2 separate regions of the Homo sapiens genome follow, and region 2 is linked to region 1. A link is an interaction called in ENCODE POLR2A ChIA-PET data of the cell type or tissue named here. Cell type or tissue: OCI-LY7. All regions are shown on one strand.

The links. ChIA-PET counts read pairs that join two places held together with the same protein. Peaks named below come from ENCODE experiments on the same cell type or tissue, not always from the same donor. Only the 100,000 strongest peaks of a DNase experiment are listed, where the experiment ranks them.
Region 2: POLR2A ChIA-PET joins it to region 1 with 8 read pairs; 2 of 35 experiments call an interaction of 5 or more read pairs at or near these places.

Annotation. Positions count from the first base shown.
Region 1 is chr20:45,859,993-45,862,492 of GRCh38, reverse strand. The region is part of intron 1 of ZSWIM3 (zinc finger SWIM-type containing 3); the gene reads right to left. Among named protein-coding and RNA genes, the nearest start is that of ZSWIM3, 3.6 kb to the right of the region's middle. In OCI-LY7, no CTCF peak of the experiment used is centred here; no DNase peak of the experiment used is centred here.
Region 2 is chr20:46,059,666-46,062,165 of GRCh38, reverse strand. SLC12A5 (solute carrier family 12 member 5) reads right to left here. Exons shown (of 26, transcript NM_020708.5): 26 at 2,016-2,500. It overlaps NCOA5 (nuclear receptor coactivator 5), which reads left to right. Exons shown (of 8, transcript NM_020967.3): 8 at 1-1,175. Among named protein-coding and RNA genes, the nearest start is that of NCOA5, 29 kb to the left of the region's middle. In OCI-LY7, no CTCF peak of the experiment used is centred here; a DNase peak (open chromatin) is centred at 1,445; H3K27ac peaks cover 1,954 bases.

The DNA.
Region 1 (2,500 bases):
AAGTAAATAAATAAAAATGAAATAAATAAATAGATAAAAAAGATAATGCAGACTGGGCACGGTGGCTCACATCTGTAATCCCAGCAGGGGAGGCTGAGGCGGGTGGATCACCGGGTCAGGAGATTGAGACCTTCCTCGCAAACATGGTGAAACCCTGTCTCTACTAAAAATACAAAAATTAGCTGGGTGGGGTGGTGCGTGCCTGTAATCTCAGCTACTTGGGAGGCTGAGGCAGGAGAATCGCTTGAACCAGGGAGTCAAAGGTTGCGGGGAGCCAAGATCGCGCCACTGCACTCCAGCCTGGCGACAGAGCGAAACTCCATCTCTCAAAAAAAAAAAAAACCAAAAAAAACCAAAAGCTAATGCAGTGGAGGTGACCCTTTTAGTCCCTTCTGTACTTTTTGAAAATATTTTTAATTATGTTAACCACTCAAACACAAAAACACTTTTTATTTATTTATTTTGAGACAGAGTCTCGCTGTGTCGCCCAGGCTGGAGTGTAGTGGCATGATCTTGACTCACTGCAACCTCCGCCTCCTGGGTTCAAGTGATTGAATTGTGCCTGGCCCAAAAACACTTTTAAAATTGTTCACCTTCAAAAACAAAAACAGGTCCAGCATGGTGGTTCATATCTGTAATCCCAACACTTTGGGAGGCTGAGGCAGGAGGACAGCTTGAGCCTAGGAGTTCAAGACCAGCCTGGGCAACATGGCAAGACCCTGTCTCTACACAAAAAATTGAAAAAAAAAAATTAGCCTGGCATGGGGGTGCATACCTGTAGTCCTAGCTACTTAGGAGGCTGAGGTAGTAAGATTACTTGAGGCCAGGATTTCAAGGTTACAGTAAACTATGACCCTCCCACTGTACTCTAGCCTGGGCAATAGAGCGAGACCTTGTCTCCTAAAACAAACAAAACAAATCCCAACCCACCAACCTGCTTATCAACCCTCCAATTTCCTTTCCTGCTGCTCCAGCATAAATCCTTCCTTCTAGCTAAGCAGGTCTCCTCATGGCTTTTGTATGTGCGTGCAAACATACATCACTGCTTGCTTTTTTTTTTTTTTTTAGAGACAGGATCTTACTCTGTTGTTGCCCAGGCTAAAATGTAGTGTGCAGTGGTGCGATCATAGCTCACTGCAACCTCTGACTCCTGGGATCAAGCAATCCTCCTGCCGCAGCCTCCAGAGTAGCTGGTACTACAGGCACACACCACTATGCCTGGCTACTTTTTGTATTTTTTGTACAGATGAGGTTTTGGCATGTTGCCCAGGCTGGTCTAGAATGCCTGGCCTCAAGCCATCTGCCTGCCTCAGCCTACCAAAGTGCTGGAATTATACGTGTGAGCTGCCACAACCTGGCCCCTAATTTTAAATTTTGTTTTGTGGAGACGGGGATCTCATTTTGTTGCCCAGGATTATAGTCTGGGCTGGTCTCAAACTCTTCATTTCAAGCAATCTCCCTGTCTTAGCCTCCCAAAGTATTAGGATTACAAGTGTGAGCCACCGTGCCCAGCCCATCACTGTTTTCTAATAGAAGCACGTCATGTTTACGTCTGTACTGACTCACACCATTTTTACCTCCAGGTTATTAATCTTCTTGTGGCAGGCAGAATGGTCCCTTGAAGATGTCCTTGTCCTAATCCTAGACTCTGTGAATACGTTAGGTTACATGGCAAAGGAGAATTAAGGTTGCAGATAGAATTAAGGTGGCTATCAGCTGACTTCAAAATAGGGAAATTATCTGGGATTATCTGGGTGGGCCCAATATAATCACAAGGATCCTTAAAAGTGGAAGAGGGAGGCAGAAGAGGGAGTCAGAGACGTGATGACAGAAGCAAGGTCAGAGTGATGTGATGACTCAACCTGCTACTGCTGGCTTTGAAGATGGAGGAAGGGGGCCATGACCCAAGGTGTGTTGGGCAGCCTCTAGGAGGTGGAAAAGGAAAGGAAAAGGATTCTTTTTTTTTTTTTTTTTTTTTTTTTGAGATGGAGTCTCGCTCTGTTGCCGAGGCTGGAGTGCAATGGCACGATCTTGGCTCACTGCAACCTCCACCTCCCGGCTGCAATTCTGCTGCCTCAGCCTCCTGAGTAGCTGGGATTACGGGCATGTGCCACCTCGCCTAGCTAATTTTTGTATTTTTAGTAGAGACGGGGTTTCACCATGTTGGCCAGGATGGTCTTGAACTGCTGACCTCAAGTGATCTGCCCACCTTGGCCTCCCAAAGTGCTGGGATTACAGGCATCAGCCACTGCACCCGGCGGGAAATGGATTCTTACCCAGGGACTCCAGAAAGAAATACAGCCCTGCAGACATCTTGATTTAGCCTGCTAAGACCTGTGCCTGACTTCTAACCTAAATAACTCTAAGATAATAAATTTGTGTTGCTTTGCACCATTAAACTTGTGGTAATTCACTAGAGTGGCAAACAGAAAACCAATACACCTTCTGACAGCTCTCCATCTTTGGGGGCCCAGCTCAAGCCTCCCTTTCACTCTTACGT
Region 2 (2,500 bases), 200 kb before region 1:
GCTCTCTCTTCTGCCCAAGGCTGTGTTGCTTATTCCTTACAAAGTTTATACTGCATTTGGGGCTGTATCTTTTTTTGTTTTTTGTTTTGTAGAAAATAAATATCTCCGGGGGCAGTACAGGTGTCTGGGCTTGTATTTGATGGGGTTTCTCCGGTCCCTGTTTCTACTGGATTTGGAGCCAGGCCCAGCTAGCCAAGTTTGGAATGGCATTTGTCATGTCAGTAGCCACCACCTTTGTTCATTGTGAACCTACCAAGGCTTTCCAGCTTCATACACATTGACCAGAGCTCAAGCTCCTGCCTGCAACTCCTGCCTAGAGTTGAAGAAAAGCAAACTGGCCTTGGCAGGCACAGTGTCATCATACCCTCACCCCATATGTTTGGGGTCTGCTTGAGGATTCATAAATCAGCCACTCTGGATTGTTGAGGAATGGCCATGGCAGCCACAGAAAAAAGAATTTTTCTCTCTGAGCCAAGGTTGTTTTTTGTTTTTTTCTCTTTTCTTTTTTGTTTTCATTTCATTGGAAGATCTCCAATGGACTGAACAGCTCCAGTCAGCAGCAGTTACCACAAACTGTGAATCTGGGCCCCACCACTCTTCCCTGTTAACCAGTTCTGTCAGCATCCCCCTCTCCAGCAGCACTTCCATGAAGTTGGTTCTGAGACTCTGGCCGTGAACACCCGTTTCTTCAGTGATTTGTTTTGGGCTTTTGGCTCAAAACCCCAGGCTCTTGTTTTTGTCTAGACTCTTATTCTGTTTCCTGAGCAGCAGGAGGTAGGGACCACTTTGATGTCAGACTTCTGGTAGCTGGACATGTTCTCGAGATGGGTGGCTGTTCGCGACTTTTGTACCAGAGTGAAATTGTTAGAAGGAGGGTTTCTGGCTGTGGTTCTAAATGGAGCCCCAGGAAGCTGCCCTCTCCCCAGGGTTTGTGCTCAGTAGAGCCCTGTGGATCACAGTCTTGAGGTCCTCTAGCAGGGGTGAGGGAGAGCAGCGACTTCAGCTGAGTCCCTGCCAGTGGTTAAGCAAACAATGGTTTCAAAATTCAAGGTCCCCAAATGGCAGCATTTTATGTTCTGACCTGTTTGTGTTATATAGTGGTTTTTTTTTTCCTCTTTGGAACTCTTGTGTTGTTAATAAAATGAAATGATTACTTTTTAATTAAAATGAAAAAAGTAAAAGCTTTGTTCATCTTTTTTGGGTGTGAATATGCTCTTTGCAGGATGCTTTCCCCAAGTCAGAGGTGAGGGCTCCTGTCTCGAGGACTCTGGTCTGCCCCCTTTTGTCCTCAGCATATGATCCGGCCTCAAACCTCTTTGAACCCTGCCTTCTCTTCATAGGTAGCTCACTTAGAGGCTTTAATAACAGTTCAGAGCAAAGGCCTGTTGGCTAATTATAGTGCTGTGTTCAACATCCTGCTTCTGGTAGACATTCATTGTGTCAGCAGCCTTGTCCTCTTATTCTAGGAAAGGAAAACAGGATGTGAGGAGGCCATTTGTGGTTAATGGCCATTGGTAGGGGGGCACTTCCTGTTTTCATTTTGTCTCAGTTGCCACCCTCTGTTCTACCCATTGTGCAGGGAGTTGGCAGAATTCATAGAACCTGAAGGAGCCTTGAAGAGCATTTAATAACTTGGGGTGGGTGTGGTGAAGTGGGTGGCACAGGCCTCCAGTGAGTTAGGGACCAACGTGCCAAGAGCACTGAGCCTCACCAGTTAAGTGTTCACTGCCTCCTGGGGGTATCAGTGCAGCCTGACACCTACACTTAGAAAGTGCTCACTACCTCCTAGAAGATGCCAGTGCAGCCTGACACCTAGTAAGTGCCTGCCAGTCTCTTAGGAGATGATAGTGCTGCTCTCCAGGCCAGGGCCCTGGAGCTATCGGTGGATAAATTAGATCACCAGACCTGGGCCATTAGCCCATCTCTTCTGTCGGTGGTCAGTGTTTCTGATTTAAGAGTGTGGGGTCCTCCTGGAGGGCCCCCTGGAGTGTCCAAACAGCACATCTCAGGCCATGAAGGGTATAATAAAATTATTTTTATTGCATTTTGTGCAGACGGGAGTCTAAAAAAGTAACACAGTAAAAGCCATAAAGCATTAAATGGGAGCATTCAACAATAAAGGAAAGAACCAACCCTCTCCTTTTCATATTGGCACAAAGAACACAAGATCAATACTGAGGCAGGATGCGGCATACTGAACACTTACACTGAAAATTAAAGGCAGGCCTAATAATAATAGCAGTAATAGTAATAAATACTCTTGATTTGGTTTGCAACCTCTCCTATTTACAAGGGTTTTCAACTTCATTGCATTGCCCTGCACATAGATCATCTAAAACAAAAGCAACACTAGTTATCACTACAAGGCTATTGAAATATTGCACTCAGAATAAAAGTCACTTGAATGGACATGAAACATCTAACTACAGTGATTATAAAGATAACTTGATGAATGACTTGTGATAACATTCATAACAAATATTGCACATGTAGCACAGAA